2 separate regions of the Homo sapiens genome follow, and region 2 is linked to region 1. Evidence: read pairs that join two places in POLR2A ChIA-PET (ENCODE). Cell type or tissue: HepG2. All regions are shown on one strand. Each heading gives the region's core, and the rest is flanking DNA. Links, peaks and the distances in the headings are about the cores only.

Region 1 (14,618 bases), core at 2,758-10,757:
CCCTAGCTTCAGGGCGGGCCTGGAGGTGGAGCCCTTTGAGAGCGTCCACGTGTACGAGCTCATGTGCCGGCTGCTGGGCATCGTGCCCGAGGCCAACGATGGGCACCTAGCTACTCTGCTGCCCATGCTGCACACAGGTGAGGGCAGGGTGCCCCAAATCCCCGCCTGCTCTGGTGTGTACACGTGTGCACACGAGGGTGCCTGCATGCCTGTGACCAGGACACCCTTGAGCCCCAAGTGGGGCCACCTCCCCTGGCTTTGGAGAACACCAGAATCTCTCACATTCCCACAACACGTGACCTCTCACGAGCACCTCATGCATCTCGGGCGGCACGAGAGGGCGAGGGGGAGGAGTGGGCAGTCTTGCTCAAGAAGGGGCTGGAGGGAGCGAGGGTGGCCCAGGCGGGCCTGCTGTGCAGAGCCCACCTCCTGGCTGCTGGATCCCCACTCCCCACTCCCCACCACAGCAACCTGAGGGCCTCCTTTCTGGAATCTTCCTGTATCAGCCTCCCACACACACACCTCCCCACTGGAACCTGCCCCATCTTGGGGACAAAGGCCACCTGGAAACTGACAAGGTGGCGACCCCGGCGGGGGCCTGGCTGGAGAGGGGTGGGCTCTACTGAGCAGGGCTATGAAGGGCCGTGGTGGACAAAGGCCATGGGACCAAGGGGGCGGTGAAAGAGGAAGGAGGGGCTCGTGGGGACCAACAGAGGACCCCGAGTTTACTGTGGAGAGGCTGGGGTGAGGAGCCATCCCTCTCTCCCTCACAGGTCCTCTGGCTTTCCTTAGAATCTGCTCTTCCGCCTGATGGAAGGCCTACTCTCCTGCCCAAGGGAAGATCTGCTCTCCCGCCCAGCAGCAGGCCCCTCCTCGTGATGGGACTGCTGGGGACCGTGATTCTTCTGTCTGAGGTCGCATAACGCCCCATGGCTCAAGGTCAGAGACCCAGAAGGCAGAGGCGGGAGGGTGGCCCCACGCTCCCTGACCCTCCACCCTGATGTCCCAGCTACAGTCCTAGGCAACCAGAACAGAGCTGCCAGGCCCCGCCAAGCAGGTGACTCCCACTGACCTGGCTGCCCCAGAGAGGCCATCACCCCTGAGATCCCGAGGCTGACCCTTCCAGCCTCTCTGCTCTGGGCTTGGAGGAGGTCTTTCCAGAGCAGACCACCCGGACCAGTGGCCAGAATTCCCACCCTCCCCCAAAAGCCAGAACTCCCTCAGCCTCTGGCCAGAGCTGCTGCCTCCCCTCCTTCCTGCCATCTCTGTGCTCCACTGGGATAGCTCGGAAACCGTCACCTGCGGTGCATTTGGGAGGAGAGCTCTGGGGCTGTGTTCCTGGAACTCTCCAGGAGCCTCCTAGGACACGCATGAGGTGTGTTTGGTAGGAGAGCACCAGGGCTATATTCCTGGAACTCTCTGGAAGCCCACCTCTGAGGACACGCGTGGGGTGCATTTAGGAGGAGAGCTCTGGGGCTGCGTTCCTGGAACTCTCTGGAAGCCCACCTCCAAGGACACGCGTGGGGTGCATTTGGGAGGAGAGCTCCGGGGCTGCGTTCCTGGAACTCTCTGGAAGCCCACCTCCAAGGACACGCATGGGGTGCGTTTGGGAGGAGAGCTCCGGGGCTGTGTTCCTGGAACTCCCCGGGAGCCTCCGAGGACAGTGCTCCCTTGTCTGTCTGTGCAGCCACAGCCTCCTAGGCCAAGCAGAAGAAAGTCATTCATTCATCCCGAAAATATGTAACGGGAGCCAGCTCCATGCCACGCTCTGGTCTGGGCTCAGGATATGCAGCGAACAAGACAGTCCAGGACCTGTCATTTAAAGGTGCAAGAAAGCAGAGAACACAAAAGCAAATGAATCCACGCACAGAGTGCTCAGATGCTTGTGATGGCAAAGAAGAGACGGCCACAGGCAGGGACGAGGCAGGCGCGACCTTGTCATTTGCCCGGCCTGGAATGGCCTCTCTGAGAAGGTGGATTTAGGGAGAAAACCAGAATGACAGACACACCAGAAGAAGCCAGACACACCAGGCAGGGGAAAGAGCCAGGGACAGGCCCGCGGTGGGACAGGTTCGGCGTGTTTGGGATGAGACAGAAGGCCAGTGTGCCTGCAGGTTGGCACAGAGCGAGGCTCTAACAGGAGCTGACCACAGCCCCAAGGCAGGAGGTTGTGGGATGCACAGCGGGGAGCCCCAAGCTGAGGTTACACAGGGTCTGAGGTTGATGATTAAATGAGTGGCTCCCACTGCTGGGCCGGGGACAGAAACGGGAGCAGGAAGTGGCCAGTTTGGAGGTGGCTGCAGGACCCAGCCGGACATTCCAGTGGCGGGGTGGAGAAGCTGCAATGTGCACAGATTCCAAATACCTTTAAGAGGCACGACATTCGAGGTTTGTGGACAGATTATGTGGGAGGGTGAAGAAAATGCAAAAATGAAAGATGGGTCCAATGCTTGGGTCCTGAGCCACTTGCTGACATGCTAAACTGTTGGGGACAGGAGTCGGGGGGGCCGAGACTTGTTTCGGCCGTGATCAGCCTCAATGCCGGCGACGCGGCCACGTGCAGCTGTTCCTGGGCACAGGTTGTGCAGATGAGTCCACAGCCAGGGATGCAGTTTAGTCTGGCAATTTAAATTTGAGACTTGTCAACACAAGCTATGGGACTCAATGAAAGCCCCCAGCCAGAAGGAGTGGACTGAGAAGAGATGGTGACCACACCACTCACTGAGAAGGCGGGGCTGGTGAGACAGGAAAAGCCAAGAGCTTGTCATGGGTCAAGAGGGGAATGAGGCCAGGTGCGGTGGCTTCCGCCTGGAACCCCAGTACTTCCAGAGGCCGACGCAGGAGGATCGCTTGAGCCCAGGAGTTCAAGACCAGCCTTGGCAATATAGTTAGACCCCGTCTCTGTAGGAAATTTTTTTTTAATTAGCTGGGCATGGTGGTGCGTGCCTGTAATCCCAGCTACTGGCAGGGAGACTGAGGTGGGAGGATCGCTGGAGCCCGGGAGGTGGAGGCTGCAGTGAGCCTTGTTCCTGCCACTGCACTCCACCATGGGCAAGAGTGAGACCTTGTCTCTACAAAATAAATCAATGAAAGAGAAAGGAGCGGGTTTAGGGTTTAGAGAAGTAGGAATGTGGAGATGTGTGTGGTGGGGAGGACCATTCATGCCAAATGTCACATCCGGAAGGGGACCAGAGGACCCTTCAGCCCGAACCCCTCAGGCAGACGAGGATGCTGGAACCCAGAGGCGTTAGCTGACTGGTCCAAGGGCACCAAAGAGTGGCTGGTGGTGTGTAAATGCCAGTTTTAAGGTCCTGGTCCCGAGTACTTTCAGCCACAACGCCTGCCTCTCTGTGCTCAGGGGCTTGGGTCCTGAAGCAAGTCTTCCAGCACTAGGCAGGGAAGTGATAAGGTTTCCATGGCGCTAGAGTCCACAACCATTTGTTCTCCACATTAACCAAGAGAGGGACTCAGAAAAAGTCATTATTCAGACTCACACACAAGGAAATTGAAGCACAGAAAATCAAAGATCATGTGACTCTGCATATTCTCACACGGCTTTTCCCCAGAGGAGCAGCCACGGTGGCGTCCCAGCAAACCTGCTCTCCAGATCCCCCTCAAAAAGCCCTGCTGTTGGCCCTTACCCATTTCTGCGGCGTGAATACTCCCACCATGGCCCATTTCAAGCTACCAACGTGAGGTCACCGAACACAAAGTAGGGAAGAAGCCCGCAGAATCATCTTTCACAAGCAGCATCTGCTGGGCTGAGCAGGTTGCTAAGAGCTGGGGGGTCCGAAGTTTTCATCACAGCCTGGTAAAGTCCATTTGGAACTAGGCTGTCTTCTGTGGCTAGCTTCTTTTCTTTTCTTTTCTTTTCTTTTTTACACAGATTCTCACTGTGTTGCCCAGGCTGGAGTGCAGTGGTGCAATCACAGCTCACTGCAGCCTCGACCTCCTGGGCTCAAGCAATCCTCCCATCTCAGCCTCCTGAGTAGCTGAGACTACAGGTGTGCACCACCATGCCCAACTAATTTTTTAATTTTTAATTTAAAAAAAGAAAAGCAAGCTATGTTGCCCAGGCTGGTCTCAAACTCCTGGCCTCAAGCGATCCTCCAGCCTTGGCCTCCCAAAAAGCTGGGATTACAGGCATGAGCCACTGGGCCCAGTCCCTTGGGCCCATTTCTTTCCTCTGAAGCTAGTGTTGAAAGTACATGTGGCCAGTTAAAGGCACATTGTGGAACGGACGCAGTCCTTGCCCTGACTTTACAGAGTCCTCCTTCCCCAGCCAGAAAAGCGGGCAGAAGACTAGGGGAAGCTCTTCTGCCTCCTGGGATCCGCACACTGCCAGCCAGGCCTGGGACAGTGCCCACCCCTCCCCTCCCAGCCCTGGGAGAAGGGTCTGAAGCCTGACATCAGCACGCCACCCCCATGTCCACACCTGCCCCGCACCTGTGCCCTCCCAGGAATCCCTACACAGGCCCTTCTCAGCGCAGCCTGGTAGGGCCGCCCCCTTCCACTGCCTGCCGCCCCCCCTCCCCCAGCCCACCATCCTGTTTCCCACGACCCCTCCCTCCCAGTCCAGCCGCACCGCTGCTTCACCTGTCCCACCAGACCTGCCCTCAGCCTGCCCCATCCTCTCCTCCCAGACCAACGCGTGCTGCTTGCTCTTCCAGGAAGCCGCCGGGAGCTGCCCGCAGGCCCTGGGCCGGCTGTCTCGCTGCGATGCTCTGCTGGTCGCGGACGGACCCTGCCTCCCCAGCTTATCCCAGGCCAGAGGCTGCATGCCACTGTCCCCGGCAGCGCCAACCCCTGCTTGGCTGTTATGGTGCTGGTAATAAGCCTCGCAGCCCAGGTCCAGAGCCCCCGGCGAGCCGGTCCCATAACCGGCCCCCTGCCCCTGCCCCTGCTCCTGCTCCTCCCCTTCGGGCCCCCTCCTCCTGCAAAACCCGCTCCCGAAGCGGCGCTGCCGTCTGCAGCCACGCGGGGGCGCGCGGGAGCTCTGCGGGCGCTGGAACCTGCAGACCCGGCCTCGGTCAGCTGGGAGGGGCCCGCCCCGGCACAAAGCACCCATGGGAATAAAGGCCAAGCCGCGACAGTCAGCACGGGGGAGACTTTTCCCTAAAGCCTGCCGGTTTCCCGACGGTCCCACCATTGACCCCAGCGTGGGATAAATTTCTAACTCCTTGCCAGGCTTCACAAGCCCCAGGGACCCCTCCATTCTCGTTAGGGGTGGGCCCTGGTTGGACGGCTGGCCAGTCCTGGAAAAGGGGTGAGTTTCCTAAAAGGAAGGGGGGAAGGCATGAGGAGGCTTTTTGTGAACGATAGGGAAGCAGCATCTATAAGCCACGGTGCTCAGCAAGAAATCACGTTAAACCAGGCGGAAACACCGCAAAGAAAGTCGCGTGGATTGGCTCTGACACAGGACTGGGGTGGCCGTGGCCAGGAGCCGAGGGACCCTTCCACACCTATTCTCCTGTGCATTAAGAGCATAGGCTTTGGAGTCAGATAAACTCATGTTCCAGCCCTGGCCCCCCACCCAGATGCTGTGGCATTGGCAAAGCAGTTGACCCTCCCCAGCCTCAGTTTCCTCATCTGAAAAAGTGGGATAATGAGGACCATGCCTGCCTCCCTGGGGTACCTGAGAGTAAGGTGGACACATTGCGGGGAGGCTGGCACAGAGGCTGGCCCCAAGCAGGTGCTCAAGGATGGCAGCCCCTGGGAGGATTAAAATCCTGCCCTGGGAGGTGCTGGGTTTGTCAGTGCCACCCTGCATAGTAAACCAGCTGGGACACCAGGAGACACAGTCTTTGAAGTCTGAGTTTGTCAGATCTGCCTATTTCCCTGCCTCCAAAGCCCGCAGCCCCTAGCCCCCACCCCGGGTCTCCTGCTTCAGCTCCATGGAGTCTCCAGGGCCCATTCCAGCCTGCTCTCTGCAGCAGCCTGATTGGCTGCCTGGGGCTGAAGTCCTGCCTCAGCCTGAAGAGCCTGGACTTTGGCCTGGCCTGTGGGCCCCCTGCCCCACAATCCAATTGTTCTTCCTGGAAGGACTGCCCCGGTCCCCATGCCAGTGCCTGCAGCCACACCCCATGACACCCAGGCCAGCCACCCACCTGCACAAGCTCTGGCTCTGTGGCTGGGCTGGGGAGGGGAGGGGGGGACCCTCCCTGGACAGGCCCAATTCCAGTCTCAGCCCACCTCAGCCTGCCCCACCTGGCCAGAGGAGACCAGGTAGAGTCCACATCCACGTCCTCGGAGTGGTGAGCGCTCACAGTGCCGGCACTGCCACTGCCCAGTCTCCAAGAGAAGCCCTGCCTTCCTCTGAGCCCCCCACCACCACCACCACATTTGCTCAGCCCTGTTCATCAGCGTTGCAGGGACTGGGCCAACCAGAGCTGTGAGAATTGCCTCATCCACAGAAGAAGAAAAGAAACAGAGAGGAGAAAGAAAGAAGAGAGACAGGAAAATAACCAAGTCTGTCTCACATTCAGTATTCCATTGCTCCAGATGTCTGGTGTAACAAAGGCATCACCAAGAGAGTCCTGGTGGCTGGCCGAGCACTCGCTGATGGAGCTTCCGGTGTCAGGAGCATGGGGGCTGAGGCCTGGCTGCACGCATGGGGGGCTGATTTTCCTATCTGTGCAGCCCTAGGTGTCAAATGTGAGGGGTGCCACCTTGAGCAGCACAGTCCCAGTTCAAATCCAGCTCCCCCTCTCCAACACCTGCTCTGTGGCCCTGGGCAAGTTGCTAACCTCTCTGGGCCTGTCCTCCTCTGTAAATCCAGGACCAGTGGCAGGACCTGTCTCATAGGGTGGTCTCAGTGATAACATGAGTTAATATTCACAAACAGCTGCGAACAGGGCCTGCTACATGGAAGACCTGGGTGTTAGGAAGAGACAGGGCAGCAATTACCTTGTATCAAATTGTGAGAAAGTCATTCACTCTTATAGACTCACCTCCAAGCCTTCTTGCTTCTCTAGCAGAACGTCTCTGGTCCATAATCCCACCCCTAACAGGTGTCTTCTGTGACATGAAGAGAGGCACCAGGCTCAGAGCTCCAGCAGCCAAGCAACAGCATAGGATGGACGGTTGCCACAGCTTGATTTGCCTTGTGTTTGTTTTTATAATCACCTTCAATTTTTGGTTAGTGCTACTCATTTTTCATTGACATCTGTTTTTTTTCTTTTTCCTTTTTAAAATTAATTTAAGCGATTTTTTTTTTGAGACAGTTTCACTCTTGTTGCCCAGGCTGGAGTGCAATGGTGCAATCTTGGCTCACTGCAACCTCCGCCTCCTGGGTTCAAGCAATTCTCCTGCCTCAGCCTCCCGAGTAGCTGGGATTGCAGGCGTGTCATGTGCCACCATGCCCAGCTAATGTTTGTATCTTTAGTAGAGACAGAGTTTCAGCATGTTGGCCAGGCTTGTCTCAAACTCCTGACCTCAGGTGATCCGCCCACCTCGGCCTCCCAAAGTGCTGGGATTACAGGCATGAGCCACCATGCCTGGCCTAATTTAAGGGATCTCTTCATGGTCCTTAAAAAAGTCTTTTTTTTTTTTTTCTTTGAGACAGTCTTACTCTGTCACTCAGGCTGAAGTGCAGTGGCGTGATCTCAGCTCACTGCAATCTCCACTTTCCAGGCTCAGGTGATCCTCCTGCCTTAGCCTCCCAAGTAGCTAGGACTACAGGTGCCTGCCACCTGTAATTATCAGCATGCCCAGCTAATATCTGTATTTTTAGTAGACATGGGGTTTCACGCTGGTCTCCAAATCCTGACCTCAAGTGATCCACCCACTTTGGCCTCCCAAAGTGCTGGGATTACAGGCAGTAAGCTACTGCACCCAGCCAAAAGAGTCTTTTAAAAAATTAAATTAGCCGGGCACAAAGGCACATGCCTGCAATCCCAGCACGGTGAGAGGCTGAGGCAGGAGGATCGCTTGAGCCCAGGAGTTCAAGACCAGCCTGGGCAATATAATGAGACCTTGTCTCTACAAAAAGTTTTAAAATTAGCCAAGTGTGGTGGTGCATGCCTGTAGTCCCAGCTACTCAGGAGGCTGAGGTGAGAGGATCGCTTGAGCATGAGAGGTTGCAGTCAGCCGAGATCGTACCACTGCACTCCAGCCTGGGCAACAGAGCAAGACACTGTCTCAAGAAAAAATCATATTAAGTAACAAAGAATGAGCTGATTCAAAGAGAAATGTTGACTAAGTAATAATGAAGGTGGCTGGGGGACATGACAAACTATATACAAGAGGTTGGCCAACGGCAAACCTGCTGGGGGTCATCAGGCTCTGGCCTGCCTCCTCTGCCCACCAACCATGTGGCCAGCCCAAGAAGTTTCTGGAGAGTAGCACTGGCCTCCCATGGACAGCATCCAAAGATTCCCCCCAGTTTTCCCTGCCTAATGCACGGTGTTTCCCGGGCTATCAGATGACCAAGTTCAGAACTGCTCAACACCGACCTTGCAATTGACTATGCAAAGCTCATTTTACCATCGGCCCAACTGAAACAGACTCGGAAGAAAACCACAGGTGACACAAAGCCGTGCACTGCATATTGGAGCCACTTGGAGCTGACTGGGGACGAGTCACACAGACACATCATCCACACAAACCTGTCAACCCAGATCTTTCTCTGAATTTAGCCAGTCCAGGTGCTAGCAGTAACACACAAAACATCCAGGTACTGACTGGGGTGGTTCTTGCAAGGCAGGTCATACCACTGGGACACAGAAAGCAGGCTTGGGGACAGGCATGGTGGCTCACTCCTGCAATCCCAGCACTTTGGGAGGCCGAAGCAGGTGGATCACCAGAGGTCAGGAGTTCAAGACCAGCCTGGCCAACATGGTGAAAGAGGGATCACCAGAGGTCAGGAGTTTGAGATCAGCCTGGCCAACGTGATGAAACCTCATCTCTACTAAAAATACAAACATTAGCTGGGCGTGGTTGTGGGTGCCTGTAATGCCAGCTACTCGGGAGGCTACAGCAGGAGAATCACTTGAACCTGGGAGGCGGAGGTTGCAGTGAGCCAAGATCGCGCCACTGCACTCCAGCCTGGGTGACAAGAGCAAAACTCTGTCTAAAAAAAAAAAAAAAAAAAAAAAAAAAAAAAAAAAAAAAAAAAAAACAGAAAAGAAAAGAAAAGAAAAGTGAAAGCCAGCTTGGTTAGGCAGCCCCTCCCCAGTGGAGTCAGCTCTGTATACTGTCACCAGGAGGCGGCGCTCTTGGGCCCCTCAACACTCCTGGAAGCCTTCCTCACTTCCTCAGGCACCTTTTGAAGCAGTGAGAATTGAGAACTCCCTTCTGTTCCTCCACCTCCTCCCTCTCCTCCTCCTCCTCATTCTTCTCTGAAAAAGCTTCAGTCCTGCTCAGACCCAGCCTTGAGATAGTGATCAAGGATACTTGTTTGCTGAAGTCTTAGATGGACCCCCAAGTGAGCCCTGGTAGTTCAGAGAGGAGAACTGGAACCCTCAGGGCCAGGTTTTTCCGGGGAGGTGGGGAGGGATCCCCTGAGGGAAGGGATCCCCTGAGGGAAGGGATCAATAGTCCCATCCCTAGCACAAAGACCACCGTGGATCAGTGATTTCCAAATCTGAGCAAGCCTCAGAATCACCTTGTGAGATCTGGGGCGCGGGGGGCACAGGCACATCCACTCCCACACTCCTTAACCTGAAGGTCTAGGGTGGGCCTGAGACTCTGCATTTCTGACCAGAGCCTGCGTGATTCCGCTGCTGCTGGCCTGGGCCAGACACTCCAGAATCGCTGCACCTGATAAAGGTTATGGATAAATGAATGCATGAGGGAGTGAAAGCTGGTCCTGCCCATCCTCCTCAGGTTAAACGGATGAAAAGGCAGCACCACCCCTGGGCCAGGAACTGGGCAGAGGAGGGAGGGGAGCACAGGCACCTCCAGGCTCAATCCCAGTGGGGCCTGGCCAGCTCCTTCCCAGAGAGGCGCTGCTTGCTTATGCAAACAAGCCCTTTCTTTCCAGAATGCAGGGAGCACGGGCCCAGATTCTCTCCTCTGCACTGACGTCCGGCCTCTGTCAAAGGCAGGGACTTCCTTGGTTCACCATAAGCCTTTTCTTGTGTCCCGGGTCGGAACAGGAGAACCTGTAGGTTCATGTAACCGACAAGTCTGTTCGCGATGCCGTCCTGGGCTCCTTAAGGCCTGGGCTCCCCATCTTTAGTATGGGCGGGTTCATCTCCCACAAGCCGATCCTAAGAGCCAATAACCACGCCTGAGGCTTCCGACCTAGGAGCTGCAAACACCTGGCGCGGGGGACTCTCAGGGGAAAGAAACAGCAGGAATTACTCTGTCCCCAGCTCCAGGCCGGCAGAGGACCCGAGTGAGGTCCCCGGGTTCCCCGGGCAAGCAGCAGGGACCGAGGAGGGCACCGCGTCCCGACCCCTGCCCCGGCGCCCCACCAGGAGGGATGTCAAGGCGAGGGAGGATTCCCAGGGGTGCGTGCTGGGGCAGCCCAGTTCCTCCGCGGGCTTCTTTGGGACGAGCAGCCTCCCCTCCCCCACGCCCGCCTTCTGAGGTGCGCAGGGCCCCCTCCCCACCGCAGCGGCGCGGGGGCTGCAGGAGCATCTGTTGCCATGGTGACGCGCGGCGCTGCGCTCCTCGGATCCGGCGCCACCGCCGCCACCACCGCAGTCCAAGAAGCCGAGAGCTGGGGCTCAGGCGGGACCGGGACACCGGCATCCCGCACACGCGCCACACACACTGCACATGTGCGACGGGCATCCACGCACGCTGCACACCGGCACACTCACAGGCACACTCATGCGCTTGCCACCCCATCCCCCCACCCAGACACAGACACACAACACAACACACACGCACACACTGCACACACCTGGCACCGTGTGCACCACCTCATGCCACAAGCAGCCACACACCCCACACGCGCCCGAACAACACCCTTCACCCACACTGCACACGCTGCAGCCCTGTACACGCCACATAACACACGCACCCCACACACCCACTCGGGACCCCGACGCGGGTGAACAAGCGATGGGAACAGGCCCTCGGGGTGGGCCGTAGCGGGTAGGGCGGGCGGCGGGGGTCGCACCCGGGTCGGCGCACGCGCAGCAGGCTAGTGCCGCCCCCTCCCCCTCGCCGGCTGCCACGTCTTTGCCCTCTCCGCGGCCGGGCCCTGCGGGGCACCCTGGGTGCCCGACGGCCTCCGGGAGCGCGGTGGGCTCCAGCCCCGCACCCCGCGAAGGAACGGTCAGCGCAGTCCCCCGGGCCCTCCGCCCCTCGCCGGGCCTTGCGCGCCCCCCGCCGCCCGGAGCGCCTGAGTACCGCATCCCAGGGCGCGGCGCAGCCAACGCGCAACCCGCCCAGGTCAGGGGTGCCCGCGCCTGGGCCGCCGGCGGTGCGGTCCCGCAAGGGCGAGGGAGGGACTGGGCCTCGGGACCCCCATCCCCGGGATGCCTCCGTGCCTAGCCCGGACCGCGCCCTGGAAGAGATCGCCCTTCCATCCTGTGGGGTTGGAGGAGGGATGGGGCACCTCTGGGGCGGGGCAGGGACCCGGGCCCCTCGCGCACCCGCGGAGCCGGGAAAGCGATCCCCGAAGGCCCCAGTCTCTCCTGGCGCCTGGAGAACCCAATCAGGCTGTGTTTTTGGCTTTGGTTTTGGTGACAGATCACTGTGTGACTTTTGGCTTCAATGTCTGAAGAGGTTCAAACAGTGGAGAGACATAACCCTAAGAGAACTGTCCATCACCACGGATCAATTTACGTAAATGAGTTTTCTCACGGTCCAAGCCCATCAAAATAAAAACAGGTTTGGAATTGATTCTGGGCTCTGTCCCAGATAAGAAATAATATTTATCCAATGACATCTGAACCATTGGGAAAAAATACAATCCCACCCATCTCATTAAGAGATGCAGTCCAACAAAAATTTAACTTTTATGTATATAATAAACATATACTGCAATTTTAATATATTTATGCTGGTTTGATCAATTTAACAATTCAATTTAATATTCAATCCAGAATAAATTTTTTAAATACTGAGAGCCTTAGAGTCACAGGAAATAAAATATTTTAAATCTAAATTATGGTTCAAATATTGATATTTCTAGACCTGGTCTAATTCTAAAAGAATTTACTTTGATGAGCATTTTTGAGACATAGGTTAATATTTTTTAAAGTTTGAATAACTGATGTGCCTGTTCTTGTTGCAGACATATGCTTGGGTGAGCAGTGAATTACTTTCAAACATAAAAATATTTTTTATTACAATAAGGTTTTGGAGAAGAAATGAAACAGAACCCAGAGGTAAAGAAGAAAAGGATCAAAAAGAACCTGCCCTTTTATTGGGTCACATTGCTACCTTATTTCTATTTCATTGGATACACTTAAAAGGATTGCCCAAGGAAAACTGGAGGCAGATTGCACTTAGAAAAAAAAAGCTTTCTTGCAAAGGAGCCAGACTTCAGAAGGACTGACTCACCAAATACAAAAATCCAACAAGTATTTAAAGGGAAAAAAAATTCCCAAGAGAATCAAGGTTAGTAAATGTACATTCCTCTGTCTCTGGTGGTTAGCGGCAGCTTCCTCACGTGATTATGCTAATCCTAAAAGCTAGGACACCGGCTTGGAAAAGCAAAAGTCACAGCTAAAATTCTTGTTATTGTAGAGTCCAGGTCCACAGGAAGTAGTTAAGGTTTTATAATTTGGGGACTCTGTGATTTTTGGTTTCAACTGAAGAACTGTGACTTCTTCAATGATATTGGAAGCAGGATAAAATGTCAGCTTTGGCTTCTATAGAGAGAACAGCAGTTTTATTTTTTTAAATGCCAAAATTTACAGTACACTGGAAATCACATACTTTGCAACCATGTAAACTTCATGGTGGAAAAATGGTAGCTGTCAATCTTAAAAGGTGTCAAGGGCTATTATTTTTTTAAATTATTTTCCAGGCCATGTGGGTGAAGACACTTGGAGGCCATGACCCTAGGCCAGTTCCTTTTTGGACAGAAGAAGAAACTGAGGTTTAGGGGAGGAGAGTGACCTGTCCACTGTCCACAGCTGATAACAAGCAAGGGAGGCGGTGCAAACGCCCAACAGCCCAGGAAAGATGACACCCCCACCACCCATCGTTAGAGAAAAGTAAATTAATGCCACAGCACACCCCCTAGGATGGCTAGAACTTTTTATTTTTTTTAAAAAAAAGAAAATAACAAGTGTTGGTAAGGAGGTAGAAATGTTGCAGCCCTCAGAGATGGCAGGCTGGAGTGTAAGACGATGCAGCTTCCATGCGAATTCTGACAATTCCTCAGTAAGTTACACATGGAATAATTTATTGAATTATTGAAATTATTTGAATAATTTATTCAAACTTTTTTTTTTTGAGATGGAGTTTCGCTCTTGTTGCCCAGGCCGGAGTGCAGTGGCATGATCTTGGCTCACTGCAACTTCCACCTCCCAGGTTCAAGCGATTCTCCTGCCTCAGCCTCCTGAGTAGCTGGAACTACAGGCACACACCATCATGCCTGGCTAATTTTTGTATTTTTAGTAGAGACGGGGTTTCACTATCAGGCTGGTCTTGAACTCCTGACCTCAGATGATCCACCCACCTCGGCCTCCCAAAGTGCTGGGATGACAGGCATGAGTGAGCCACCGCGCCCAGTCTCAAACTTTTAAAAACAGTAACCGCGCCCAGTCTCAAACTTTTAAAAATAGTAACCAATGTCTTTTAAAATGCTCATCAAGTAAACTCTTTTAGAATTAAACCATATCTGGAAATATCAATATTTGAGTCATAATTTAAATTTAAAATTTCCTGTGTAAACATATGACTCAGCAATTACACTCATGGGTATACACCCAAAATACTTGACAGCAGGTGTTCAAACAAAAACTTGCACACAGATGTAACAAGCAGCATCATTCACACTCACCAAAAGGTAGAAACAAAACAAATGTCCATCAAAGATGAATGGACAAACAAAATGTGGTCTATCTATATAATGGAATACTATTTGGCCATGAAAAGGAACAAAGTACTTAGCCGGGCATGGTGGCTTATGCCTGTAATCCCAGCACTTTGAAAGGCACAGGTGGGAAGATTGATTGAGCCCAGGAGTTCAAGACCAACCTGGGAAACATAGCAAGACCCCGTTTCTACAAGCAGAAAAAACAATTAGCCAGGTGTGGTTGTGCACAACTATAGTTCCAGCTACTTGGGAGGCTGAGGTGGGAGGATCTCTTGAGCCCCGGAGGTCAAGGCTGCAGTAAACTATGATTGCACCACTGCACTCCAACCTGGGTGACAGAGCGACACGCTGTCTCAAAAAAAAAAAGGAATGAAGTACTGATACATACTTTAATATGAATGGACCGTGAAAAACATGCTCAGTGAAAGAATTCAGACATAAAAGGCCACATATTACACGATTCCACTTATAGGAAATATCCAGAATAGGTAACTCCATAGACAAAAAGGAGATGGGAGGTGGCCAGGGGCTGGGGGAGGAGGGTGGGAAGTGACTGCCTAATGGATTTCTTTTTGGTATAATAAAGACGCTTTGGAGCTAGATGGTGGTGATGGCTGTATAACATTGTAAATGGACTAAGTGCCACTGTTAAATGGCTAAAATAGTAAAT
Region 2 (14,618 bases), core at 4,400-12,399, 67 kb after region 1:
GCTCCAGCAGGAGGACCCTCAGAGCCCTCGGCAACAAGGATGAGACTGGAACAATAGAGACAGGAGGGAGTTCTAGGGGCCGATTTAAGTCAACTGGAAGCTGGATGTTGGTGGGCGTTTTCGCTTTTTTTTTTTTTTAATGCTAGAGCACAGTGGCTAAAAAAGGTGGGCTCTGGGGCCAGCCTGCCTGGGTTCCAATGCACTTGCTGGCTGTGTGCCCTTGTGCAAGTTACTTAACCTCTCTGTGTTTCAGCTTCCATAACTATAAGAAAAGGAATATTAGCACGTTTTCCCAACAGAGCCCATGGGGGGTTCAATGAGATATGGAAGCACCCCCACACTGTCAGGCACAGGCAAATGCTCAATAAATGTTCATTATTAGTTACTGTTGTTGCTGTTATTGGTGTTCTGAGACCAGAACAAACTCATAGGACCTAGTGATTCTGTTCTGACTTTCCCCAGGAACTCCAGTATCAGCCTCGGCTGTCCCTTCTTCTCCATGAGGGGCAAGCCCAGAGAGGGTGCTCAGCACACACCCATCCTTCCCTGGGAAACGGACCGTATGCTGCTTAGAGGCAGTTTTGATTCATTCCTTGGGCATCTGGACCGGTTGGGCCACGTGGGCTCGCTGGGAAAACGCGCCGGCGTCCCCTCGGAGCGCCGAGGCCGGGCGAGCTGAGGGTGCGGTGCCGCTGGAGCACGCGCACAGCGCCCGAACCAGCACGCATGCGCGCCGCGGGCCGGCCCCATTTCCGCCCCCCCCCCACGCGCCCCCCCATCACACGCACACCCAATCCCCGGACTGCTCGCTGGTGCTGCTTGTGAGACCCATTCCTAGGAGCCCCAGGCGCCCTTGGGGAGCAGAAAGAGGCGGTCCAGAGTTGGGCCGGACAACCGCAACCTGGAAGGAGTCCGGGAGTCCTTGGGTCTGGGCGCTCAGTTCTCACGGTCTGGGGAGAAGGGGCTCAGACGGGACGGACTAGGCACAGCCAGGGGCGGGGACTGCGAGAGGCGAGGGGAGGCCGGCAGGGTGTGGCGGCAGAGCAGCCCGGGACAAGTGAGCGGCCTAGAGATCAAGGCCTTGGAGTCCCGTCCGAGAGCAGGACGTTATCAGAAACCTCCAGCCCCAACCCCTGCCTGGAGATGCCCGGGGCGCGCTGACTCTGTTCTCGCATCACCCCGGGCCCTGGCTCAACGCGTGAGCAGCCTGTGGTTCCAGATACCCCGAGTGGAGAGTTTGACCCCAGATTCTGCCTGCACTGACAGGCTTGGCCTGGCGGTTACGAGCCACGGTTGATGAGCGCCCCTCCTCCCGTGACCCAGCTCATGAGAAAGGCGGGGAGCACCAACCCTCCCACGGGAAAACACGGGGAGAGGCTGGGCGAGTCAAGGAATGGTGGCACCAGAGCCTGGGCGCAGAGAGGCAGCTGGACCTCCTGGGCTCCCTTGAGCCGGAGCTCCGCCAGGGTGGGCACTTCTGCCTCCAGCGATGCTGGGTGCCACAGTCCTCCCGCCTCCTCCTGGACCACACGCGGCTCTCCAGAGTCCCAGGGAAGCTCCAGGGACTCCTCGGACTCCGCCTGGCGCTTCCCGTTTTTTCATTTCCTACCCCACCCCCATGCAGAAGGAATTGAAGTGACTTTTTTGCTGGGACGTCGGGACCTCAAGTCAGTTCCAAAGTGGGAGTCTCTCAGCCGGTGCCGTTCCCTTGCGAGATTGTTAACGCCAAGAGCCACAGTCCAGCTTCCCCTTTTAGAGATCAGAAAATCCTAAGTGCAGGGCCTGCCGGGTCATTCGAGAAGGCACAAGCTGCGGAGGCCAGTCTGGGGCCTCTCGCAGAACCTCGGGGAACAGAGGCGTCTGCCGGGCCGCCTACCCTCCGCAAGAGTGGGCCACGCGGGCGGCAAACCCGAGGGCAGACGTTTGGGAGCTGACCGAGAAAACGCGACGGTGCCGGCGAGGTTCTGGGCGAAGCCTCGGCGTCCTCCACTGTGGTCGACGCCTTTCCTCGCAGCCCCGGTACAGGGCTTCCTCGGTGCACCCCTAGCCGTTGCCCCGGGAGGAGGCGCCGTCTGGGACACGAAGGGGCTCGGCTGGCGTCGAGGCTCCGCGGCCAGAGCGCGGCGGCTCCGCGCACGCCCAGAAGCCGTGTTGCCGGTTCCGGGGCTGCCGGAAAGCGTGGGGCCAAGCTGCTGCTCTGTGCCCGCGCAAGCGCCTCGCTACCCGGGCGGGACCTTGCTCTCTCCGGCCGCCCTGGGCCGAGGGGTGGCTCAGCATCGTGGGGGCGGACGCAGACGGCCACTCGGCCGGGACACCGTCGGCCCGGGAGCCGTGATGCCTTTTCTCTCTGCAGCTGAAGCCTCCGATCGGTTTCCCCGCCCTTCTGTAGGAAATCAAATTCAGGGAACATGGTACCGTATTTACCCGCACAACTTCCTCCCTTGACATTTTGCACTCTCGAAGTTGGGGCAGAAGTAATTATGCAAACATCTGGGGCTGTCCCGCGCCGCTACCGGCACCGTCTTATTCATCCTGAGAGCCGCACTCCCTCATTTGCATAATAATGGCTTATCTAGAATAACACAGCAATCAGAGGCAAAATTAATTTTCTTCAGCTAGTCCTTGAGATCCTAAAAACAGAGGAGGCTTATGGCAAGAAAAGCCGGTTTAGCAGAGGGTGTAGGGTTCCTGACCAGGACCAAGGAGAGAGAAAGTTTAAAGCAGTGGAAATGTGATGTTCACGCTGAGTTTCTGTATTTTTCTAGTTTCAACCTCAGAGCTTACTTTTTGGCCAAACGGATGAAGGGGTAAGCCACCGTGGAAGTCCCAGCAGATACCCCCACCATCGCCCCATCCATCCTGGGAGGTTCGGTGGCCCTCGAGGCAGAGACATGGACTGTGGCTGGGGTATTGGGGGCAGATGTTCAATGTGTTGGGGTGTGGAGAGGGTAGATTGGCAGCCTACTGAGGATTAAAGGGGTGTCCTGCAAACCAGCTCCGGGGTCTGGGTCCGGACCTTCCAGGGACTCAGTTCCGCACCCTTTGAACAGATCAAGACAGAGCACTTCCTTGCTCTGGGATGGTCGCCTCAGCCACCGAGACAGCAGAAGTCGTTGAATTCAAAGCAGAATAAAGGGGTGCGTGGGTGGCGGTGGGGTGCCTTAAGTGGAGGAAACATCTTTTATACATTAAAAAATCTTCTTGATCTTTTTTAATACGCAGAGGAGTGGGAGGAGAAAATCCACAAATAAATATGGTAAATGAATTTGGACCAGAATTGTAATTGCAGGGCCACTTTCAGGGCAATTCCGGGCTCCAGACAATTTTTGCAGTAAAACGTGTTTCCTCCGAGGGCACCATTCTCACTTTTGCAGTCACAGAGCAGAGAGTGAGAGGAGCTCAAAAGGGCTCTGCAGCACCTCCCGTCACCCCTCTACGGACAAGAACGTCCTCTCTCTTGGAAAAGATGCAGGTTTTACGTTTAATGAGAAGGTGCCCACAGTTCAGGCTTGCAACTAAGAAGTTTGGTATCAGTCTTAAGTTCTTTTTTAAAATGAGCTTTTAAATAGTTCAGGGTTACAGGAGGAAGCCTAGGAAGGAATTGCTGTGAGTAGAGCAACCTGTGGGTGAGATGGGTAGGGGGAGGAAAAATGGGTGGAAGATCTCAGTGACACCTTCAGATGCTGTATTGGTGGGAAGGGAGGAGGGTGCCAAGGGACTGTAGGGCCTGGAAAAGGGAGTGTCTCTGGAGAGCCGGGCTGCTGGGTTGGGAGGGATAGGCCTCATTTTATCTCCTTCCTCTTCCCTTTGCGGTCATTCCCACTGCCCTTTTGAGGCAGTCTCTAACTTTTTTACACCACCCCGACGGTGCAGCCTGACTTTAGAGGTATCATCTCCTTTCCAATGTGTGTGTGTTCGTGTGTGTGTGTGCCTGTGTGTGTGTGTGTGTGTGTGAGAGAGAGAGAGAGAGAGAGAGAGAGAGAGAGAGAGAGAGACAGAGCGAGAGAGAGATCAAAGTTTCCCTAGGGGAAGGGGGCGCTCTGGGGGAGGGGCGCCCCAGGATACCCGAAGACTCCAGCTGTCCCCAGGTATTTTCCCAGCCAAAAACCTCAGGGGGAGTTGGGATTCCAGGCCTTCCATTCAGTCCCAGGTTTCTCCCTCAGTTTCTCCCTTTTGGAGAGTAGGGAGGACCTGGGATGAATAGAAGAGGAAGTGGCCAGCAGGGAGGCCTGCAGGGGTTACCAATTCTTCTGTTCCCTGAAACCTTTTCTTAGGTCTGCAAGACAGGATCTCTGGCGGACCTCATTCTCCAGCCTGCTCCAGGCATTATACGAGCTCTGGGATGGGGGTGGGCAGTCCCTTGGGGAACTGTCCTCTCTACCCCACCCCCACTCTGTCCCAAGCTGAGGGGAGGGGTTGGACCTCTCCTCTTGAGGGGGGCGCCATTCAGCCTGGAAGGGCCTGAGCAATGGGAAGGGTGTCCACTGGATAGGGGTGCAGGACACTGGGCTTCAGCCTTGGAGTGGTCTTACAGCTCCCCAGTGAGGGACAGCGGGGTGGGTACAGGTCCCTCTCAGGAGTCGGGAACATCTAAGAGCATATCCCCAAGTCTGACCCTCACTTTGCACAAGTCTGGTGTGCAGTGGTGTCCAGCCGAAATGAAGAAGGTGGGCACAGGTGGGCATGGGGGAGTCGAGGGTCTTCAGGAGCAGGTGGGGCCATCGCTGGCAGAGATCACAGAGATGTCGTTCCCAGAGTGAGGGCATCGAGTGTAGGGAAAGAAAAGGGGAGAAAGACAGGAGTGGATGTTGGGGGAGATGATTTGCCACGGCAAGACAGGGCAAGACTGAGTCACTTTCTCCCACAGCTCCTGTTGGGTCCTTCGGCACCTGCAGTCTAACCCAGGTGCCTCACCAGCTGCCTCTCTCAACACTGACTGCCCGTCCCTTCAAATCGTGGGACTAGTGGCCAGTGGAATCTGGGGAAGTGCCTCACGTGCTTGCACCACAAGATCAGGTCTCTCTCCTGGAAATCAGTGGTCCCACCTGCAGAATGGGCCAGTTCTTTCCCATTTTGTTGCTATGACAGGCATCTGTAATGGACCCACAGGATCCCAGGAAAGCAGGACTCCATACTACACACACACACACACACACACACACACACACACTTGCTGTTTTTCCAAGATGAGAAAGGAGTCCTAGGCTCGGTTTCTTCCGCAGCTTCTGTGGGTTCACGCATCCCCTTCCCTGGAAGGAAAGTTTCTGGGGCTGTCTACATGGCAGTTCCAAGGATGCCCTGGGAAGTGGTGTGTGAAGGGTTGCAGGGCCCTGGATTGTCACAGGGGGCAGGGCAGGGCAGAGGGTGGAGCTAGGCAGGACTGGAAGAAAGTGTGCAAGGGCAGGAAGGGGGTTGGATCTGATACCCACCAACCACTCATCACGGCATCTGCGAGGGAGTGCTGGGAATACCTGTTTCTACAGTGGCTCAAATGGACATGATGTGTTATGGTGTTTGTATCCCATTGGTATCTAGCCTGGCACAAGAGGGTGTACCAGAGTGCTGGGAGTGGACAGATGTAGCCACCATCCGCTGAGTGAGGGCTGCTCTGAGCCAGGCTTTGTGCTGGAGGTTTACGGGACTCTGCTTCTATTCCTCATCACAACCCTTAGAGGGAGGCTCCATTTAAAGATGAAGACACAGGCTCAGAGGGTTAAGTAACTTGTTAATGACCAAGTTAAGTCACAGGACAGAGCTCAACCTAAATCTGTCACCCAAGAGTTGAGGAGCCTAAGGGGAAGCTTCAGGGTAGCTCTTGCTGGTGTGGAACCAGGCACCTAGGGGAGCCGGGCATGGCTGTGCTGCGCTAGGGTTTGGAGCTTGGCATGAAGAGCAGCCTGTGGCAATGTCACTGGCTATGGCCAATCCCAGCCTTTGGCGGGACCAGGAGCTTAGCAGCCTGAGACCAGAGACCCACTGGCTTTTCCAGCCTCTGTCCAGCTGCTCAGGGAGTAGGACTGGCTGAGATCAATGGTAGTCAGTTTCAAGTCCCCATGCTAGGGCTCCTGGGTTCCAGGATTGACAAGCCACATTGACACAGAAGCCCATGCCTGGGCTGCTGCTGAGATGCACCTGCATAATGCATAAAACAGTGGATTGGGAATGAAATCCAGGCTTGCTCTGCCCCTGGCTAACTGGGTTACCTTGGACAAGTCTCTCTCTTTCTCCCTGCAAAACCAGCATTCGGAGCAGGCAGCCTTGGGGCCGCCAGTCTGGTCTCCATGTTCGACACCTCGAGATCATTCGTGTAGGCATATGAGGGTTTTCCTGAACCTTTTGGAAATACTTGTTGACTGTTGAGTGCTGACCACTGATGCACATGCCCAGGGCAGTACACAGAACCCTGGAGTTTGTGCCTGCCCAAGAAGCTAGGGACTCCTAGTAGGAGTGGCAGATTCCTGTCCCAGATACACCGGGTACTGGCCACCATTTTCCCAATGATGCCAGGCCCAGAGCTACCAAATACCTACTAGGAGACACAGGGTGGCAAGAGGAGGACTCCAGGGGAAGGCCTGTGTGACTAGGCTACCATTCCAGGCTCAACTCTGGCGAGGAACAATCTAAGGTGTGCTCCTCCCTCCAGCCCCACACTGCTGGCAGCAAGGCTGCAGCTCAGACTAATTCCAGGTACATTCTATAGGTGGCATCATGCTACTGGAAATGGCCTCCTTGGAGAAAGAGGCTCTCTTGTCAGCATCTCCAGGCACTGGCGAGCCGAGGCAAGGTTGACACAATCACAGTCTAAACTGCGCGGAGAAGGACACCTGAGGGGCGATGGGTATGTGCTGAGGGACAGTCCTCTCCATATTAGGGGCCACTGCTCCAGGTGCATAAGCTTCTTCCGTGCCATCCACCGGTGAGGCCTTGGGGCCTGTGGGTGTCGGGGGTCTCTCCTGCCTTCTGCCACCCGTGGGAGGTAAAGGCCTCACTGTGCACCTGGTGGGGGTGCTAGGCGGGCTACCACTAGGTCTACAACAGCATACACCTGCACCAAGTCGCCTTGCCACCAGGCTGCGTGAGAGAACTGGGTCAGTGCACCACGTGTCCTAGCCAGAGAGGCCCCTCCACACTCCCTGGACATCCTGGGGCCACTTTCACCGTCCAGACCCTTGCAGGGGCAGCTCAGACTCCTCTTCCGTGGGCAAACAGACCAGCCAGAAGTGGGGAGAGGGAAAGCAAGTGGGGCGTCCTGTTCGAGACGGACACTGAGGTCACCAGCACAGGCAGGCGTCAATCTGACCAAGGAGACCAGGATCTCAGGAGGCTTCACCCAGGACCCACCGCCCCTCTGGCAGAGAATCCCTGAGATGACTCCTTCCTTGCCCAGATCCGGCCCTGATGGCTTCAATCTTCCGAGCTGGGGGGCCTGTCCCCTATCCCCCCAGCCTCTTGCAGCCTGCCGTCAGGAGCAGGGCTGGCACAGCGACAGAGAAGAAAGGTGTGACAGCGACACCTCTCACCTCTCCCTTCCACCACCTGGCTGGCTCCAGGCCGCCCGCGCCTCCAGGGCACAGAGCCAGTGGGTCCTCGTGGCCACTGTTCCCGGCCTCCTGGCGCTGAGGCTCCACGCAGCACTCTACCGGCGCCTCCCCCCGGCCCCCGCCCCCCGCCCAGACCCTAGGGCTTTTCCCCTTCTCTCCCCCAGGCGTTCTGCTTGGTTTGCCGGGATCCCAGGCGTCTGCTCAAACTCAACACGGACTGGCTCACATTTTTTTAAACAAAAGCAATTAGATTTCAATCCCGGTTCATCTGCATTTGCACCTCCAAATGGGGGGGCAGGGGGAGAGGGAAAGGATGGGGAGCGCGGCGGCGGCGAGTGGCACCTTCCGAGCGCTGCAGCTGGCCGGGCAGCCATTGCGCCGGCCACATCTGGCCCGGGCTGAACGGCCGCCGCGGCCCCCTCCCCGCCGGCTCCCGGGGCCCGCGCGCCGCAGCCCGCTCGGCGGCGCGCTCATCGATCGCCGGGGCCGCGGCCGGGCGAGCGGAGAACAAGGTATAGCCTGTATTTAGGTTCCTGCCCTTATATGGCGATGTGCGCGAGCGCCCGCCGAGCGGCCGCACCATATAAGGGCACGCGGCGGGCGCCGGGCTGAGCTGGTGCGCGCTCATTGGCCCGCGCGTCTCTCGGCAACCGGCTCTCACGAGTGGAAACCAGCCAGCCGCCCCCGCCCGCTCCCCGCCCCCTCCCTTTCTTTCTCCCCGGGTATCTCCGCTCCTCGCCTCCGCACCCCCTTCGTTGCTTAACCCCCCTTTTTGCCTGTACCCTCTCCCCAATTTTTCTTCCCGCGGCCTTCCTCCTCCCTTTGCCTCGTTGTCATTCTTCTCCCGTGGCCGCTTGGCCTGTCCTCTCCCGCTCCGCGCACGCTCCCACTCCCACCCCACGCACCCCCTCCCCAAACCCGGCGAGCAACGGCGGAGGAGCGGGAAGGCCCGGATGCGGGAGGGGAGCTTGTGTGCGTGTGTGTCTGTGCGTGTGTGTGTGTGTGCGTGTGTGTGTGTGTGTGTGAGAGTGTGTCGCTGCCGCAGTAGCCGCTGCAGCATCAGGTTCACTGCGTGCACGCACGGGGCTCTGGGAACAGTCCGAGACCGCCCCCCCCCACCCCCCTCCGCCACCTCCCCCCTAGATAATCAGAGCAATTAGCTGCAAAAGAAATGTGCTTCCGAGGCTAGGGAAGTGCTAAATCATAAACAGCCCTAGATACCTCCAAATTAGCATCTCCCAGGGTGTCCCTTCGGGCTGGATTTCTGAATGCAATCATAATAATGGTAAATCGATGTCTCATTTAAAGGTTACTTTAAAAACCTGCCAATTGTTGAGGAAAAAAAAACCCCTGCGTGCGGGGAGAAAAATGCACTAGGAGAACCACTCTGGGGTTTCCAGGCAGAATGCAGTGGAGCGGTGGCTGCGGGTTGTTGGTCAGGTGCCCAGCGCCGGGCCCACCCGCGGGATGGGAGCGGGCGAAGAGAGAAGGCGTAGCTATTCCTCTGGGGATAAGGCTCTCGATCGCCTCAAACTCAGGCAGAAAGGGCACTGCGGATTCGGGGGCGCCCCTCGCCCCCTCCCCAACCCGCCGAGGCGCGCGCACGCGCACGCATGCACAGGTGTCCGGCTGACCCCTCTGGGGCTGTCACGGTTCCGGCGCGCGTGTTCTGGCGACGCCGTGGGGGCCAGAGCCATCCTCTCGGGGACCCACTCCTGTCCTGAGTTCACCCAAAGGGAACCGCTAAGACAATGGACACCCTAGTGCCCTTAGGGACTGTGCCTGTGACCGAGCTCGCCTCTAGGGCTGCCGCCTGCGGGAGGCGCCCGGCGATGCCCCCTGCTGGGCAGCCTGCGCCTGGAACACCGCGCAGGTGGGGGTCGCGTGGGAGGGCCAGCTAGAGTGGGGGATGGGGACCAGGGCGCGATGACCAGCGCGACCTCCGCCCGTCTTGGGCATCCTCCCTTACCCTCGTCCTCCTTCTCTTCAAAATCTCAAATTCCCTAACCTGGTCCCTACCAGAGGAAGGTGGTGGAAGCGGGCACTGCCAGGGAACGAGGGTGCTAGATTGGGGAGGGCGCTGCCTGCTGGATCGAGTTAGCTTCGGCCGCCTCCTCCTTGCTGTTTCTGCGGAAGGAAGCGCTGCGGCGGCGGCAGCCCTTGGTGCCAGCATGTATCCCTCCCTGACCTTAGCTGAGATTCGCTGCCGCGGTGTTTTGCCCAGAAGAAAGCTGTTTCCCTCCAGACTAGGGACTGGGGAGTGCCCTTGGGGCGGAGAGTTTGCCTGGGTTTTCGCCCAGCGCCGGACCTCTGCCATTGAGACCTCTTCAGGTCCTGGAAAATCCATGGATACCCGGGTGCTGCCTCTTGGTGCCCCCGAAGTACACCATCCCTGACCCGCTCTCCCCACGCCCATTTAGCCAGGTCATTTATAATAGATCCCCATCTTCAAGTTTCTGCGTGCTTAGGTACATGGATTCCTCCGCCCAGGTGGGGGAGGGGGAATGCGGACCCCCGGATGTCCCCCGACTTCTCTCTGCACAGGGACGTGTCTCAAATGCGCCTTTTCTTCTCTGTTCTTAAACCCCAGGAGCAGAAGCGCTCCCGAATCTGGAAACCCCTTTTCCTGACCTGTTGGCTCCTGGTCCCTGGCCCCTGCCCTCTTATACACTGAATTTGAATTTTCCAGGCGCTGGTGGTGAAATCAGAAGAGTCGAGAACGCAGCTGGCGGAGAGGGATGAGAGAGAAACTTGCAGAAAGGGAAAAATAAAGCACCAAGTCTACAGGCACACCTCTCCCCGGCCGGCCCGGCCCGCTGGGGCCTGGGTTCCTTTGGGTTGGGGAAGTGGGGGTACGAACCCACGCGGCTGTGCCAAGGGGTCCCAACTCCGGAGTCCAACCCCACCCACCAGTCCTCTGTGCGCACTTTTCGTTTATTTCTCAGCAGTCTCAGTCCTGGAGCTCCTGGGGCGATTTCGTCCCCTGCCCTGGTGCGCCCCCGGGCCCTGCCCTGAGCCCATGCCCCAGGCCGGGTGTCCAGTTCACCCTGAGCTCCCCTTGGCGCCCGGAGAAGGGTGCTCGGGCCCGGGTGCTGGGGAGCGGCGGGGTGGCCGCCGGCGCCTCTTCGGCGCGGATGGCTCTCGGCGGGGCCGAGGAGGGGGTCGCAGAGCGGCTCCCCGCCGAGAGGAGGGTGGGCGCTCGGCACCTGCTGAGCTACGGTGGTGGCTGCGGTTTATGGCGCCCGAGGATCCACCCGGATCTTCTCCGCGGAGTTCCGGGCTTGGCTCGTCTGTAGTCAGCACGCACACAGCTTTGTTATTTGTTATTTTTTTAATTTTTCTGCGGGGAGCATCGGGGCTAGCCCGCCCAGCTCCAACGCCAGAGGGTGTGGGGGAGACTGATTTCTAAATGGGTGGGAGCGACACACGGTCACCGAGGTCAACACCCCATTAACATTTCCCCACCGGAGCGCCGCGACCTCGCGAGGGCACCGGGCACCGGGGTGGGGGTGGGGACAGACCGAGCGCGCCCTTCCTGCGCAGTCCCCGGCCGCCCCCACCCCGTGCCCCCTCTGCCCGCAGGTAACCGCCCCTCCCCCGCTCGCCCCGCGGCCGCCCCCGCCCGCTCCCCCGGGAGGGTCCCTGCGCCCGGCCGAGCGTCCCCGGGCGGGCACCGAGAGCGGGGCTGGGGGCTGCGGCGCCCGCCCCCGCCGGGGCAGCGTGGCGACTGGCGCCGCTTTGGCAGCCATTTTCTGCAGCTGCCGCGGCCGGGGCTCTGCGGAGTGAGGCGGAGGCTGCAGCCGCCAGACAGAGGCGGCGGGGGCGGCGGGCGCGGGGTCACCGGCGGGGGGGCGCCCGGCGGCCGGAGGGGGGCGGGCGGGCGCTGTCGCCGGTGCCCCCGCCCCTCCCCCTGCTGCATTGCAGGCAGAGCGGGGCCGCTCCGCGTGGCGAGCGCCTGCGATCCCACCCTTTCCCCGCCATCTTGTACCCCGGCTGGCGCCTTCCCAAAGCGGAGCTGCCGCAGACAAAGCCCGCCCCGGGCCGGCGGGGGCCCCTGCAGCCCACCCGGGCTGCGCGGCCTGGGGGCCCCCGAGGCCCGCACCCTCGCCCCGCCCCTCCCGGGGGCCGGCGCGCCCCCCCTCGCCCCAAGGGGGGCTCTGCATGCGGCGACCACTCACCCAGCCCCAGAGGGCCGGCCGGGACCCCCCCTTCCACTCCCGATCGCCAGACTGGACCCGCGCCCAAGCCCCAGCACCAGCCCACCCTGGTTGCTGGAAGGAGTAGGGGTTCCCACAGGCGCGGCACAGATGAGGGCTGGGGACTTTTTCTAGCTCTGGGTTCCTTCTCTCTTCTGATGGGGTTGGGGGGGTCACTAGCCCTAGAGCCCCCATCGCCCCCTCCTAGGGCCAGCCCCACGCGCCAATTTTCCCACGGAAGAACCGCAAGAAAGACGGCAGCGTGGGCGGCTCTCGAGACCCCCCCCCGCCCCCCCGCCCAGCAGCTGCTGAAACCGGGAAAATTGGGCACTCCATTCTCTCAGATGGGAGCACTATCGCCTCAATCCCCCAGCCCTCTCGGTCCTTTCCCTCGACGCTCCTACACAGGAACTCGGGACCTAGGCCCTGGGCTGCTGTGTGGGGAGTGAGGCACCTCTTCCTCAGCCCAGAAACACCGAGAACCCGGTGCCTAGCAGCCTATGTTATCAAGCATGCCACTCCTTGATAGGAAATTTGCTCCCCAATGATTCCATTTTCCTGTCTCCAAGTCCTCAGGCCTGGCATTGGGATGGGAGCATCCAAGGTCCTGTCCACAACAACCGATCGTATTTCCTGGGGACAGCTCGACCCCCAGGGGAGCACGTGGCCACCAGCTCTGCCGCCTTCCTCCTCCTGAGACCGACCCTAGGAGTCCTCGTGCCCCAGTCTACCTAGACTCCCAGGAGCGTCCGGCCGGAAGAGACAGTGGGAGATGAGGAAACTGAGATTGGGAGGGGGACGTGATGGGGTAAGGCCATTCCTAAGGCTTGTGGCAGAGCTGCCTCTTCACCCCACCCCCATTTCTTTCAGATGCGGAGATCAAAGCCCAGGCTCACTGGTGGGTCGGGAGCTCACTCCTCCAAGTACACTTGGCCAACCTCGGGGAGCCCGGCGGCGGCGGGAGGGGCGCGGGCACCTGGGGGATGGGGGTGGGGAGCGGCCAGTCTGCTGGTCCACACCTGAAAACGGGGTTTCCCCGACCGGATGCCTGCCGTCCCCCCGCCTCCACTCTGCGGGGTCGCCTGCTAGGGTCGGGAAAGGACCCTCCACCGCCACCCTCGGGGTTCGGTCCTCCCCCACCAACGTCTGCCAGTCCGCGTGGATTCCGAGCCCGGCTCCGGAAACCAGTCTGACCACTTCGCCCATTTCCCAAGCCTCCCCGGGCGGCGGCCGGCCAGCTTCCATGGTGCGGTGAGCCAGGCTCGGCCGCCGCCTCGGCCGCCCTGCGATGAATGGCTCTGCCCAGAAGGCCGGCGTCCAAGCGACGCTCCCGCCCGCGCGCCCGGGGCCTCCAGGCCGCTCCCCGCCCCGTGTCCCCACATTGCGAAACGGACGGTCGGATGCTCCGCTCCAGGGCCGGGGTCGCCTGTCCCCTGCCGACCTGGCGCAGAGCCGCCTTCTGCACCCGGCCCCGTGCCGCCCTGGGGTTGCTTACAGCCGGGCTGTGCCACCGAGCTGAGCCCGGAATCGAATGGCGGGCCGCGGAAAAGGCGGCCAGGCCCGCAGGGGCGACTGCTCGAGGTCCCAGAACAGCGCCCGGGGAGCCCCAGGCCGGCCTCGAGGGGACCGCGGGCGGGACAGGAGGGGAACAGCTGGCATCGGCGCCCGGCTTCAGCTGCCCGACTGCGGTGGGCGGGTAGGCACGTTCCCCCGCAGCCACCCGCGCACGGGTTTCCAAGGCGTCAAGGGCAATTCACCTGGTCGCTGCAAGAAAGCGACTGCGCCCCCACGTCCAGCCAGCCGCCTTGTCCATGAGAACCACCTGGAGGGCAGGGTCCAGTGCCCGGGTGCCACCCGCCACGTGGTGACGGCTCTGGGATGGCACAGGCTCGTGCGTGGCCGCCGGGCTGCCGTCTCGGCCCCTGTGCGGGTCTGCGCTTTGGCGGCCGCCGAGCCGAGGGGAGAAAATGGCCGGTGGCGCGGGGCCCGGCCGAGGGTCGCGGGAGGGCTGGCAGGCGCGGCCGCTGGAGGGGCGCCGCTCTCAGGGCTCGGTCAGGCGGCCCCTGCGACTCCTGGTGCCCGGCTGGGACACGTGGGGCCGGCTTTGCGGAGTCAGCAGGGCCAAGGTGCGCGGGGTGCGCTCCCCCCCGGAACCCCGCCCCTTCTCACCCCATCTCGCTTTTTTGGGAGAGGAGAGTGGAGCCGTCAGCACCCACTGGCAGTGTCGGTGCTGTGCTGGGAGTCCTCCCAGACCAGCCCACTCCTCCTGGTTTGAGCTTCCGATCCATCCCTACTCCTTTACGGTTCTTCTTCCCCGTAGTTAACCTGCGGAGAGGAGGAGGTACTGTCTCCGCACAAGGTACTGCGGAGGTACCTTGCGGAGGAACCTTGCGGAGGAGGTACTGCGGTGGGGAGGCAGGGGGGAGGCGCATCTGCCTCCGCACAAGGGGTCTAATGGCTTGCTTATTCCTTCTAGGCCAGGTTGAAAGGTTTTTAAAAGCAGGTGGGGGTGCCAGGATAGTGAGAAAAACAAGAAAAGACACTGCTTTTTACCCCATGCGGGGCAGAGCTGGTCTCCTTTCTGCAGGTGTTGAGGGGAGTTGAGTAGGAGCCCAGAGCTGGTACAGGCCCCGTTTAACGTGCCCCCGCAGAGTGAGGGCTGGGGGTCACCCCATAGGCAGGGGAGCCCTTCTGGGAGGGAATTCCTGCTTAGGTGGGAGGTTGACCTGAATGACATCTAGGTCCTCTACCTCCCAGATGCCGAATTTTCAGGGAAGGAACCAAATGGATGTATGGCCCATGCCTGGGTTTGAATCCCAGTTCTGGCCTTCATTCCTCCAGGCCTCCATTTCCTTGTCTGCACTATGGGGCCATGGTGAGA

The links. ChIA-PET counts read pairs that join two places held together with the same protein. Peaks named below come from ENCODE experiments on the same cell type or tissue, not always from the same donor. Only the 100,000 strongest peaks of a DNase experiment are listed, where the experiment ranks them.
Region 2: POLR2A ChIA-PET joins it to region 1 with 13 read pairs; 16 of 35 experiments call an interaction of 5 or more read pairs at or near these places.

What each region holds. Positions count from the first base shown.
Region 1 is chr17:79,737,124-79,751,741 of GRCh38, forward strand. It overlaps ENPP7 (ectonucleotide pyrophosphatase/phosphodiesterase 7), which reads left to right. Exons shown (of 6, transcript NM_178543.5): 4 at 1-137; 5 at 793-939; 6 at 4,671-5,096. The coding sequence ends at 923. Among named protein-coding and RNA genes, the nearest start is that of ENPP7, 13 kb to the left of the region's middle. RefSeq lists a silencer at 4,840-5,009 and an enhancer at 10,564-11,503. In HepG2, for the core only: CTCF peaks have their summits at 4,990 (motif pointing right) and 9,207 (motif pointing right); DNase peaks (open chromatin) are centred at 5,008, 5,978 and 9,218; H3K4me3 peaks cover 1,846 bases; H3K27me3 peaks cover 1,793 bases.
Region 2 is chr17:79,802,149-79,816,766 of GRCh38, forward strand. It overlaps LOC124904071 (a long non-coding RNA gene), which reads left to right and starts at 6,449. Exons shown (of 2, transcript XR_007065928.1): 1 at 6,449-6,838; 2 at 10,231-10,331. RefSeq lists silencers at 2,145-2,244, 7,924-8,003, 8,204-8,323, 9,424-9,603 and enhancers at 6,985-7,114, 8,989-9,514. In HepG2, for the core only: CTCF peaks have their summits at 6,712, 7,071 and 9,375 (motif pointing left); DNase peaks (open chromatin) are centred at 6,713, 7,083, 8,113 and 9,323; H3K4me3 peaks cover 926 bases; H3K27me3 peaks cover 5,790 bases.